Linked DNA regions of Homo sapiens: region 1 is linked to region 2. Evidence: chromatin contacts called from ENCODE Hi-C or POLR2A ChIA-PET data. All regions are on one chromosome and are shown on one strand. Each heading gives the region's core, a stretch centred on a gene start or an enhancer-like site at or near the end of the contact. The rest is flanking DNA. Distances are from core to core; before and after follow the strand shown.

Region 1 (6,810 bases), core at 162-2,661, 1.0 Mb after region 2:
AATAAAAAACTTCTGCTCACACCAAGTCTGCTTGAGGGCTCATTGGCTCCGTGGAAACTGATCTCCATGTCCAGGCCAGTTTGGTCTTGTGGCCGTCCGTTTTAGGGCAGTGCTTAGGGTCAGGAGAGCAAAACACAGGGCTGGAGAGTTAAGCACAGGCAACTAAATGCTTCAGCATGGGAATGGCATTCATTTTCACTCACAGGATGTGTTCAGCTTAGTCACATGGCTGTCTATGCCTAACCTCAAGGGAAGGGAGTGCAGTCCTCCAGGAACTCAGATGTAAAAAAGCCAGTATGATGGATATAGTATTGTCTACAAAAAAAAGTAGCATAATAGAGTTAGATACAAGCAAAGTACTCTAGGATCCCAGTAAGGAGAAGTAAGAAATTCTGATGAGATGCAGGGAGAGCCTTAGAAGGGTTCATGAAGATGGTGACAGATGATACAAACTCAGTAGAATGAGCAGGTTTTTCTTAGATTTGAAGAGAAGAAAGGACATTCAAACTAAGGGAACAACACTGACTGAGTCAGAGCTAGACTCAAAGCTAGAGTCTACTGGCTGATGTCGTGGGAGAGGAAGAAGAGATGAGCGGGCCTTGAATTCGTTTAACATTCAGCAAAAATGTATTGCATGTCTACCATGTGTTAGGCACTGTTTCAGGTTTGGGGAATATCTGATAATGAACAAAACACAAAAAGCCTGTCCTTGTGAAGGTTACATGCTAGTGGAAGAAGCGCTAAGGAGTTAGTATTTTATTATAAGCACACTGGTGAGTAAGCAAAGATAGGAACATTGGATGCCTGTGAATCTTAAGATTTTCCTGGCCGAGCGCGGTGGCTCATGCCTGTAATCCCAGCACTTTGGGAGGCTGAGGTGGGTAGATCACTTAAGGTCAGGAGTTCGAGACTAGCCTGGCCAACATAGTGAAACCCTGTCTCTACTAAAAATACAAAAATTAGCCGGGTATGGTGGCGCGCACCTGAGTCCCAGCTACTCATGAGGCTGAGGCAGGAGAATTGCTTCAACCTGGGAGGCGGAGGTTGCAGTGAGCTGAGATTGCGCCACTGCACTCCAGCTGACAGAGTGAGACTCCATCTCAAAAAAAAAAAGGATTTTTCTAAGATTTCTATTTTACATTAAATAGAAGGCAGTTGGTTTGCATGAAAATTATTATTTCATCAATTTGACTGCCTCATTATAGAAAACACATATTGAAGTCAAATAAAACGTAGAGATGAATCTCTGAAGTTAAAATATGTTATTTGGGACGCAAGAATTGCAATTTGGGGCACACAGACCACAGGGTGGTCTTCAGTATGTATGAAGAACAAAGTAAAGGATGGAGGTTTTATAAAGAGAAGTGTTACATATTTTGAAAGACAGGTCATTGGCACTAGTAAAGTTTTGGGGAGGTGGCAAGCCCTGATTGGTGAGTGACAGTGGTGGGTAATACTGGTCTTAGAGTCAGCAACAAGTTGTTTCAGTAGCCATTAGATAAACTGGTTTCAGGTTACAATAGGCAGTTTCAGCAGCCAGGCTTACAGAGAATTATAATCTTGGAGCAATGTTACATCCCTCCCCCTCCCCTGGCCCCCCACCCCATCCCTGCCCCTCAGCTCTGATTTAGTTGAGTACGAATAGGATGACCCAATTAGTATGATCAGCTTTCACACATGAAGGTTGAATTTATGAAACATGTAAATTTGAAAATACATGTTTACATTGCAAAAAGCTTTTTTAACAAAAATTTTGGCCAGTAGTATAAATTCAGTGAATATGTTTTCATTGCACAGATAGTAAAACCACTTGATACATACCTCATGGGGATATGGACTGCTTTATGCGCTGCTTTTTACCACACCTTAAATAGTGCCTGGTTGTGTGTGTGTGTGTGTGTGTGTGTGTGTGTGTGTGTGTGTGTGTGTAACTCAGTAAATATTCAATGAATGAATGAAGAAATTCAGAAGATAAAAAAGAGAAATTTCCCTTATTTTTAACCTTCTGAACACTATAGTGGTTAGCATTTATATCATTTATTCAGCCATTCTAATATTTATTGAGTAGCAGTTTTGTACCAACTGCTGTTCTAAGATATAAGGAATAATAAATTCCTGTTACTGTTTTCATGAAACTTAAATTCTAGTGTAATTAAAATCATGTAGAAATAAACATAAACATGATCACCCAGCTTCTTTTAAAACTAGACTGCAGTTGATGTAATAATTTGCATTACAACAGCATGCATCTTGTGCACAACAAAATCTACCTGTTTTTGTATTAAAGCCTTAGTGTCAAAGCTTTATTATCATTTTAGTCTTTTATCAACTCCATATTTATAAATGGTCTATTTTCCCAAAGTTCTAATATGGAAATCAGAATCATTTTTGTTAGAGGAACAATGTTTACAAGTTGCCTAGATTTGCAGTGAGGTCATAAAAAGCCTGTTTAATCTAAAATAGACATTTGCAATAAAAACAGAAATTGTTGTTGAGATGCCATATTATGTGATAACTGAGTAAAACAGACAAGAGCCTATCCCCTAACCTGGTATGTGAATGTGAAAATATTAGAGAAATAATGAAGAAGTAGATGGAGACTAATGAGGAAATTCTGAAAAGGACATCTTTTGAGAAATTCAGAGGTAGATGGCGCAAGTTTTAAAGCTTACTTTCACTTTAAAACACCTGAGTTTCATTTCCTTTGATTTGAGTAAATTACAAAGCAGTTTATTAGTTAAATCAGGCTTGTTTTGATTTATAGGTATATAGAGAAAGACAGGACATTTTCCTGGACAGAAAGTTGGAAAAGAGAAACGTGTAAAGGGGGTGGAAAGTGGCTGTGAGTGCATGTGGAATGAGAAGCCTCCCTTGGGCAGGAGTTAACAGCCACAATGGGGAAAGGATTGGGACATCTAATCCTTTGAGTGTGTGTGGGGGCCAAGGGAGCAGTAGTAGCAGGATGCCTGCGCATACAGCCATGTACACAGTGTGTACACAGAAGTGTAATTCTTGGGCCTGAATATTTCATAGGGTAGAGACATATTGAGTACTTTATTAAGTAAGCATATTGAGTACTTTATTCATCTATACAACAAGGGTCGTCTATTAAGGGCCACACAGTCTAGCTGTTTCTGTAAAGCACATTGTTTTGAATTACTGTTAGCAGTGTAGTATAGAAGGAAATCGGGAATCCAGATTCTCTATGGATTTCCCCCTGAACAGTTATGTGGCTGTATCCTTATCTAGTGAATGGTGACATTAGCTTTTCCCCTGCTGCACGGGCTGTAGTGAGGCTCAGGTGTGCAGGTGCACTTACTAACATATGGAAAAGTTAAGCACTGTATAACCAGAAGGTAGCCCTTTTACTCCTATTTTATATGACAGCCACGTATGCAAAATATCTAATTTCTTCCTGAACACTCAATTGAACTTCAACACTTCGTATTTTTCGTCTCAGAATTTTTATTTTCCTCAAATTTATATTATGTGGTTAAATTCCTTTGAAGTGCTAGATACTTTAAGATTAAAATTAAAGTAGGAATGTTTTTTCTTCAATTAGAAGCTCTTAGAACTTGGCAAGTACTCTGTGTTCTCTCATTTCCTTATCTTTGTGTATGCTGTATTGCAGCACACGTCACATGGAGATGGGCGTCAAGAAGTTACCTCTCGTACCAGCCGCTCAGGAGCTCGGTGTAGAAACTCTATAGCCTCCTGTGCAGATGAACAACCTCACATCGGAAACTACAGACTGTTGAAAACAATCGGCAAGGGGAATTTTGCAAAAGTAAAATTGGCAAGACATATCCTTACAGGCAGAGAGGTAAATACCAGTTATGCTTATTTCTGTTATGACAGTTGCTCTGTTTATTTCCATGTAAGAGAAAGAAAAGAATATAGATATAGGCCTTATTTCTTTTTTTTAAGATGGAGTCTCGCTCTGTCACCCAGGCTGGAGTGCAGTGGCATGATCTCAGCTCACTGCAAACTCTGCCTCCCGGGTTCACACCATTCTCCTGCCTCAGCCTCCCGAGTAGCTGGCAGTACAGGTGCCCGCCACCACACCCAGCTAATTTTTTGTAGAGACAGGGTTTCACCGTGTTAGCCAGGATGGTCTCGATCTCCTGACCTTGTGATCCGCCCGTCTCGGCCTCCCAAAGTGCTGGGATTACAGGCGTGAGCCATAGCGCCTGTAATATATAGCTACTATGTATTACATGTATTACATGTCAAGTTCTAACCACATAATATAAATTTGTAATACATAGCTGGGATTACAGGCGCACACCACCACACCACGCTAATTTTTTTTTTTTTTTGTATTTTTGTATTTTTGTAGAGACGGGGTTTCACCATGTTGGTCAGGCTGGTCTCGAACTCCTGACCTCGTGATCCACCTGCCTTGGCCTCCCAAAGTGCTGGGATTACAGGCATGAGCCACCGTGCCCAACCTATTTTATTTTCAAGACAGGGCCTTGCCCTGTCACCCGAGCTGGAGTGCAGTGGCTCAATCATGGCTCACTATAGCCTCAACCTCCTGGGGTCAGGCAGTTCTCCCACCTCAGCCTCTCGAGTAGCTGAGACTACAGGCATGCACTGCCACACCCGGCTAATGTTTAAAAAATTTTTTTGTAGAGACAGGGTTCTCACCGTGTTGCCCAGGCTGGTCTTGAACTCCTGTGTTCAAGCAGTCCTCCTGCCTCAACCTCCCAGAGTGTTGGGATTACAGGCATGAGCCACCATGCCTCACTAATTAAGCTTTTTCTTTTTTGGGGGGTTAGGGGGGTGTCGGGGGTTGGGACGGAGTCTTGCCCTGTAGCCCAGGCCTGGAGTGAAGTGGCATGGTCTCGGCTCTCTGCAACCTCCGCCTCCCAGGTTCAAGCGTTTCTCTTGCCTCAGCCTCCTGAGTAGCTGAGATTACAGGCGCACACCACCACGCCTGGCTAATTATTTTTTTTTTTTTTGTATTTTTAGTAGAGGTGGGGTTTCACCATGTTAGTCAGGCTGGTTTCAAACTCCTGACCTCAGGTGATCTGCCCGCCTCAGCCTCCCAAAGTGCTGGGATTATAGGCATGAGCCACCACGCCCAGCCTAATTAAGCTTTCTCAAAAGAACATGAAACATATATTAGGTGTCTGGGAGTTTTTTGTTTTGTTTTTGTTTTTGTTTTTTTTCTGAGGCAGAGTCTCACTCTGTCACCCAGGCTGGAGTGCAGTGGTGCAATCTCGGCTCACTGCAAGCTCCGCCTTCTGGGTTCAAGCCATTCTCCTGCCTCAGCCTCCTGAGTAGCTGGGATTATAGGCATGAGCCACCACGCCCAGCCTAATTAAGCTTTCTCAAAAGAACATGAAACATATATTAGGTGTTTGGGAGTTTTTTGTTTTGTTTTTGTTTTTGTTTTTTTTATGAGGCAGAGTCTCACTCTGTCACCCAGGCTGGAGTGCAGTGGTGCAATCTCGGCTCACTGCAAGCTCCGCCTTCTGGGTTCACGCCATTCTCCTGCCTCAGCCTCCCGAGTAGCTGGGACTACAGGCATCCACCACTGCACCCGGCTAATTTTTTGTATTTTTAGTAGAGACGGGGTTTCACTGTGTTAGCCAGGATGGTCTCGATCTCATCTCGTGATCCGCCTGCCTCAGCCTCCCACAGTGCTGGGATTACAGGCGTGAGCCACCACGCCTGGCCCATCTGGGAGTTCTTTTGCTTTCCCATTACTTTAAACGTTGGAAATATCATAGAGTGTTTAAATAGTCTTTACCTTTAAAAATAGGTAATGTTTTGTTCTTTTTCAGTAGCAAATGTCTGCTACCACAGTAAAAATTGTCTTTAACTTCAGGTATACACTTATGTGTATGAGCTCATGTTACTTGCTAATCAATATTATTGTCAATATTTACAGATTTATCTTCAAGAAGTTTCTTAATCTCTCTACTTTTCTCATAGCGTATGTTTAATCGGTTATTGTGTAGGAAGGCACATACTTTCCTAACCTTTGTGAAATGGCTTTCTGCTCAGCCCCGTTCCTATTAATCAAAAATACATGCATTAAAACCACAAAACTAACTCCCTCCTCTTGTTATACTCATATGGTACAGAGCCTGTTTTGCCTCTTTTTTTTTTTTTTTTTTTTTTTTTGAGACGGAGTCTAGCTCTGTCGCCAGGCTGGAGTGCAGTGGTGTGATCTCAGCTCCCTGTAACCTCCGCCTCCTGGGTTCAAGCAATTCTCCTGCCTCAGCCTCCTGAGTAGCTGGGACTATAGGCGTGCGCCACCATGCCCGGCTAATTTTTGTATTTTTAGTAGAGATGGGGTTTCACCATGTTGGCCAGGATGGTCTCAATCTCTTGACCTGGTGATCTGCCCGCCTCAACCTCCCAAAATGCTGGGATTGCAGGTGTAAGCCAGCGTGCCCAACCTTTGATGTAGTTTCTTGCATTTAGGTCTTTGCGCCTGCTTTTCCCTGTACCTGAAATACTCTTTACTCTTCTGTTTAGGGAACATTTCTGAGAAGTAATCATTGACAAATCCCCTTTCCCCAGGCATGGGATTCCATAAAAATCCCGATACTCCCCTTATATGGCACAATTTACATTGTATTGGAATTGCTCGTTTGTCTGTCTCCTTCTCTAGTTTGTAGGCTGTCTCCAGTCTGTAGGGGAAGATGACAGAACTTAACACAGTGCTTGGAACCTGTTAGGTACTTAATAAATATTTGCTAAATGAATGCAATAATACTGTTTTTTGGCGGGGGGGAGGTGGTGTTGGCAACAGAGTCTCACTGTTGCCCAGGCTGGAGTGCAGTGGCGTGATCT
Region 2 (6,707 bases), core at 2,307-4,806:
AAACTTAGAGCATGAAAAACCAATATGTACTTACAATAAACTGATTTTCAAGTTGGCAATATTATTTGCAGTGGTAAAACCTGCATCATTGAGGGTTTCCCACTTCAGGATTAAATTGTGCCAATCAGCCGCATTGTCCTTAATTTTTCTTGCACTGACAGATAAGACAGGTTTTCTGGGCGTTACAGTTCCAAGAGTCTTTGCTGATAGGGTATAAAAGAAACAAAATTATTATCATGGAATATACAATCATAGTTGGAGGGCAAATGTCCTTATAATTTTCAACAGTAAAACTATCTGAAATGCTGTATCAACTGGACAAATAAATGTGGAAACTACAAAGTCTGAATGAATGTGAAAGTTCCTGGAAGAAGACAATATAGAATATTTTTAACATTTTAAAATTCACCAGATAGAGCTGAATCCTCTTCCAGCTTAATGGCTCCACAAAGTTTTTACCTTAAGCCCTTTGTTTTCCAAAGATTGGAAATAAGGTAAAGTTGTGACTGTCTGCTAAAACTCTTCAATGGCTCACGTTCCCTTCCCTACAGGATAATCTAGCCCTGACTCCCGAGTACTTCCACTATCTAGTCTCAGGCACTCTGATACTTTAAATTTGCTCAGAGTAGCGTGGCCCATGAGTGCTAATCATTTCAAGACACTGAGACAACAGAGATGCAGAGTTGATCACGATGCTGCCACTGCCCTTCTTGGTAATCAGGAGGAAGTCCAAAATCCTTCCAGACCTAGCTACCCCTCCACATCATCACGTACATCAACCCACACCTTGGCCCCCCGTCAATATCCAGCGAAAATGAACTACTGGCAGCTCTTGAAAAGCTGAGGTGCCTGCAGGCCTTTACACGTGTTCTCTCTGCAGGAAAGCTCCTTCCTTCCTCAGGCTCACGATGCCCATCCTCCAAGATGCACCCGGATCCCACTGCCTGTAGGAAGCAACCCCCAGACCACCAAGAGCCAACTCAGGTTGTTTGTTCTCCCCGAACCCTCCTGTGCCCTCTTGCCTTCTCTACTTTGAACCCCACAAAGGCTTCTCACTGCCCACAGGATAAAGTCCTCTTGAGGAATCCAGGACACACAACAGCTGGATGGTTTGATGCCTCAAGTCAGAAGACCACACTGCCTGCGTCTGAACCCCAGCTCGCCAGCTGTGAGATCTTGGGCAACTTAATGTACCTTTCAGAGCCTCAACATTTTCATCTGTAAAATGGGAATAAAAATAGTATCTATTTCATAGGATTGCTGAGATTAGATAATATATGTGAAGCTGTGAGGCCTCGCACAAGGCAAAAACCCAGTATCTCACCTGTTAGCTCAAGGGCCTCTACTATCCAAGCTCTGCCCACCACTTCAGCTTCTACCCTTTCCCACTTGCCCTCTGTGCATCAGAGCTGGCTCTGTACAAGTTCTGACTTTGACCTGGAATATTTTTCCTATCTGTGTGTGTCCCCACTCCCCTGCCTCATACTTAGTATCCTCACTTTAAAATATCATCTTGATTTATCATTCATTCTTTACTTAAACAACAAATATTTGCTTACTGCCTACAATACGCCAGGCATGGGGGAATGAAGTGATTGAATGAGACGGACCAGGACCGTTTTCATGGAACTTACTTTCCAAAGGGGAGGCAGATAATAAACAAATGACCACGATCAGTTCAGATCATGATTAAGTGTGTGTGGAAAATAAAACAGGGTCTTGTGTTAGTGTGATCCCCTGAGAAGGTGTCGTTTAGGCTGAGATTTGAATGATGAAAAGCCAGAAATAGGGTAGGTCAGTAGTATGTGCCCTAATTATGATAATGAGGTTGGTGAGTTCAAAAAACAGAAAACAAAACAAAACAAACAAGCAAACAAAAAAACCAGTGTGCTGGAATGAAATAGACAGAAAAGGACTAGTGCGTGAGTAGGTGATCAGACAACTAGAACCTAATAGGCCAAGATAAGAAGTTGGACCGAGGGCAGTGGCTCACGCCTGTAATCCCAGCACTTCAGGAGGCCAAGGCGGGCGGATCACGAGGTCAGGAGATCGAGACCATCCTGGCTAACACAGTGAAACCTCATCTCTACTAAAAAAATACAAAAAATCAGCCGGGCGTGGTGGCGGGCGCCTGTAGTCCCAGCTACTCAGGAGGCTGAGGCAGGAGAATGGCGTGAACCCGGGAGGCGGAACTTGCAGTGAGCCCAGATCGCGCCACTGCACTCCAGCCTGGGTGACAGAGCGAGACTCCGTCTCAAAAACAAAACAAAACAAAACAAAACAAAACAAAATAAAAAAATGAAGTTTGGACTTCTAAGTATTAGCTTGGTGCAAAAGTAACAGATTTTGCCATTACTTTTAACAGCCAAAATTGCCATTACTTTTGCACCAACCTAATACAATGGGGAGTGAGCAATGAGCTCTGGATAGGGCAGTGAAATTATCTGATTTAGGTTTTTAGAAAGTCATTTCCACAGAGAAGTATTCCTGGATCCCCCAGGTTGGGTTACGACTCACCACTAGATATGTGGTACACCCTATAATTCTGCTATCATGATATTCACCAGTGGAGTGTATTTGCTTGTTTAATGTCTATATTCCCTGCTAAACTGGAAATTCGACTAGGGTAGGAACTATGTCTCGTTCTCTTTCAAACCTTCCACACATAGGAGGCTTTGCATAAAATGAGGTAAATGGAGGAATAGCTCTTACCACCTGTTCTATAATTGTCTAAGGGTTTTCCCCCCAACAGGAGATTCTGAGGGCAGGATCACATCTGATTCATGGTCAGCCTGACTCATACGGGGCACATATTTAGGAACCAAAAACATAACTGACTTCAAGAAACTCAAGGGCTGGTAAAGACAGACCAGTCATCAGCGTCACAGGACAGGGTAGGGTGAGGGCACAGTGGCTAAGTTACTTATCCCCTCTGAGCCTCGATTCCCCATCTGCAAAATGGGGTTGACATTACTTCATGGGACCACTGTGAGGTTCAAATGAGATGATCCACTTAAAGTGCTTGGAGCAGTACTCAGCAAACTGAGCACTAGGCGAAAGCCAGCTTTCATTACAAGCAGAATGTTCTGACTGAGGGCAGTTCAGAGAGGAGTTTCTGGACGAGATGAGCATGCAAGGCTTGGTACCCAGTGAACTCTGTTAGTACTAATTTATAGTGACAATAATTACAATTTGGATGTCGGATCTGCTGACACTCATTTGCGTATATCGTCCCGTTCATCTGTCACTGCACATGTGAAAAAACGGAGGCTCGGCAAAACTGTCTCCCGAGCAGCTCGCAGAGGCTGCGAGGGGCCTGCGGGCTAGGCTGGGGTAAGACAGAGGACCTCCATTTAACCTCATGTAATCCGGGGAGCTCCTGAGCTTCTGGTCCAACCTGCGGCCTAAGCAGTAACATTCACAGCCACCCCACCCCGGGAAAGGAACCGATCTCACGCACCTTCCATAAGGTCCACAGATATCCGTAGAAGGAGACGCGAAGCCCCGCCCACCCCACCGGAAACGCATTTGCGTCACGTCCGCCCCGCCCGCTGCCACTTGTGGCTCTGCCGCTCTAGCCCCCGGCGGAGCCAGCTGCTGCTCTTCGGTGCTGGCCCCGGTGCCGGCCCCGTTGCCCAGGGAACAGGCTCCCGGCAGCCCCCGCGGCCCGGAGTCCATCCCGCCTCCTCCGGCCCGGCGGGGCCGACGAGTCCGGAGGGGCTGCCGCGGGAGGTGAGTCCGGCGACGCCGCAAGCGGCCCCGACGCCCCCGACGCCCCCGACGCCTGGCCCCGAGCCCCTCCTCGGCCTCCCCCGGGCCACTCTTCCCTTGCCTCAGCCCCGCAGGGTCTCCATGCCCGTCCGCCCCGTCTCCCTCGCCCGCGGTCTCGCCCGCGCGGAGTGGCGGACACTAAATGCCACAACACACGGAGCGCCTGGCTCGCCGCCCGCAGAATCCGGCGGTCCGCAGCGGGGAACAGGGGCCGCCCGCCCCTCCTCAGGCCTCCGCTGCGCGTCCCGCGCCCTCGGCCCCCGGCCCCACCCTGCATCCCGGCTGCCGGTCTGGCCGCGGGCTCTGCTCCTTCGCCTTAAGATTGACGTCGTGTTCTGTCCCCCACTCGCAGCCCGCGTCCCTTACATCCGCCCACCGGCGCCTGGCCCCAGGCCTTGACACTCATCCAGTTGGTGTTCAGTGTTCGATGAGTGGATAAGTGAATGACTCCTTTCCCAATCCTATTTGAAGGCATGGGAGGCAGAATAGGTAGTAAGTGTTAAAGGATGGGGTGTCCTGGAGTCAGAGCCGGGCAGGTCCCAGCGGCCCCTTCCTAGCTCTGTGCTGGGGCAAGTGCCCTACCTCACTCCGCTCCAGTTTCATCACCAGTGGAATGGAGATGAGAATAGTTTCTACCTCTGGCTTGGTAAGAGGATTAAATGGGTCAGTGCATGTAAAGTTAAGCACGGTGCCTGCCGCTGTACATTTCAGTAAAGGGGAGCCCCTGCTGTCATCTGTGCTAGCCTGCGTTCTCGCCCTCTAGTCCCTTCTGATATGTCTCTGACTTCTCATGACTTTAGTTTCTCCTTCTCTACCTCCATTTCTCTTCCCTGCACTTTTTTCTTCCTCTCTTATTGGGATTCAGGAATTTTATTCTGTTCTGTGACTTATGTTCCATGTGTTGGCAGAATGTGGGATACCAGCCTGGGTGCATCCTTTTCTCATCTATTGGAGTGACCAGTTGCACTTGTGGACTGCCTCCTTGCAGCCAAGGTCTTGTAGACAGAGTTCTGGGAAATCTCAAAACGCAAATCCCAGGCATAGGTAGAATCTGGGAATGAAGCCACTGTAGCTCCTTGTGATCACCAGCGATTCCTGGTCTTTTAGGCTGCAGGACTTTGTGTTTTCTCACACCCAGCTATAATGTACCTTGATAAACCTCTGACCTTATTTTTGTTGTTGTTGTTGTTAACCTGACTTACGTCCCATATTGGTGGTTATTTGGCCATCGTGTGCCAGCACTGTGCCAGGCTGGCTCTAGGGATGCTGTGGTGAACCAGACAGACCCTTCCTGAGGTCACTGCCTCAGAAAGATCATGGTCTGGCCCATGAACTTTAAAAGGGAGAACTAAGTGCAGGTGTAGGGGACACACAAATTGAATTTTCAGGACTGCCTTGGAAAACCAGTGGTGGGGAAGATGGAATGAGGATAACCCTCTTCTGAAGGAGTGACTAGGAAGTAGCTTTTGTTAGGCATCAGCTATATTATACCCACGTGTCTTTTTCAATAGAAGACTGGCATCTACTGGATTTTTTTTTCCAATTTTTTCTTAAAGAAGTTACACTTAAGTTTGGGGAGAATTTCATTTCATATTAGCCGCTGTAGGAGTTGAAAAAAATGGCTACTGGAACTTAGTGGGAAGAAAAGGAAGGAAACAGGCATCAGGCAGAGGCAGTTGATTGAACTTGGGAAGATGAGGAATAGATCAGGAAAGGGTTATAATGAAAAGCTTTGGTGTCAAGCACGAAGAGATTTCTAGATTCAGTAATGCACAGAGAGATCAGTAAAATTAGAAGGGAGTAGTTGATGGCTTTGCGAATTGCTAAGGTAGAAGGGAGCTGTTACTCAAGATGCATGTTCAATTTAAAATGAATGTATTCTTTGGACCTGGACATAAGAGTTCTATTGACTTTTTGCCACTATTTTATATTTAGGGCTGTCATACTTGGGTGAATCTAGCACAGTGCTTTGAGAGAGAGATTCATTCAACAAACGTGTATTGAGCATTGATTGTACCATACTCTTTATTGGTCTTTTAAAGCACCACAAAGTATACAGACTAGAAGAACATAGGTGAAGATGAGAAAGAGTCCATTGAAGGGGAGAGAAAACAGATAATGATGGTGCTGTGCGATAACTGCCATCATGGAGTTCTGTGAAAGCAGAGAAAGACCAACCAAGTATCTGAGGGAATTTATGAAGGCTTCCTGGTGGCGGAGGACTAGTTCTTACAGGGCACATGTGGGGGAATAGGGAAGAGTGGAAAGGGACTTTGTTCTGCAGAGACATACAGGTTATGGTGTGTGCAGGGACTGTGATGGAAAGCTGATGGATGCACAAACAAAACGTGGCCTGTCTACACAATGGAAGGCTGTTCAGCAATAAAAAGGAACGAAGTACTGATTTGTGCTACAACATGGAGGAACCTTGAGAACATTAGGCTAAGTGAAAGCAACCAGACACAAAATACCACATATTATATGATTCAATTTTGATGAAATCTCCAGAATAGGCGAACTGTAGACAGAGAGGAGATCAGTGGTTGCCCAGGGCTGAGAGAAGAAGCGTGTAGAGGGGTGATTGCTAAAGGGTAGGGAGTGCACAGTGTGTGGATGGAAGAGTGGCCTGAGATGAAGTTAGATATAGACTGTTTTGTCATAGTGTCTAATTTCCATGCTTGTGTTAGGCTTTAGCTTGTGACCATTGGGTAGCCAATGGGGATGGGAGCAAGGAAGTGACAAAATTTTGTCTGGAAGATAAATGACTGCCTCAGTCTCATTACGTTCCTCCTTAATAATTTAATACTCAAATAATTAATAGATGTCGTAGCCAGATTTCAAACATAGATTCTACAATAGGGATACAAATTGTTGCTTCCTAGGGATTTTGGAGAGAATCCTGAAACCATTAGTGTACCCAGAGCACTCTGATAACA

What was found. A loop is a pair of places that touch in the nucleus more often than their neighbours do. ChIA-PET counts read pairs that join two places held with the same protein, here RNA polymerase II (POLR2A). Pooled maps may share reads with other maps.
Region 1: a pooled map shows a loop between it and region 2 (2.5-fold over the local background). The contact joins the enhancer-like site here to the promoter of TECPR2 in region 2. A Hi-C loop is called at or near these places in 1 of 50 pooled maps. POLR2A ChIA-PET finds 5 or more read pairs at or near these places in 2 of 52 experiments (Caco-2 and activated CD8-positive, alpha-beta memory T cell).

What each region holds. Positions count from the first base shown.
Region 1 is chr14:103,401,445-103,408,254 of GRCh38, forward strand. It overlaps MARK3 (microtubule affinity regulating kinase 3), which reads left to right. Exons shown (of 18, transcript NM_001128918.3): 2 at 3,632-3,823. Among named protein-coding and RNA genes, the nearest start is that of MARK3, 19 kb to the left of the region's middle. RefSeq lists a silencer at 1,467-1,566. Within about 2 kb of position 1,412, at least 3 of the 41 ENCODE cell types and tissues checked have a DNase peak (open chromatin) inside an H3K27ac peak, as active enhancers do.
Region 2 is chr14:102,359,385-102,366,091 of GRCh38, forward strand. TECPR2 (tectonin beta-propeller repeat containing 2) reads left to right here and starts at 3,557. Exons shown (of 20, transcript NM_014844.5): 1 at 3,557-3,732. It overlaps CINP (cyclin dependent kinase 2 interacting protein), which reads right to left and starts at 3,506. Exons shown (of 5, transcript NM_032630.3): 1 at 3,461-3,506; 2 at 35-203. The coding sequence starts at 3,467. RefSeq lists silencers at 3,551-3,960, 4,001-4,090.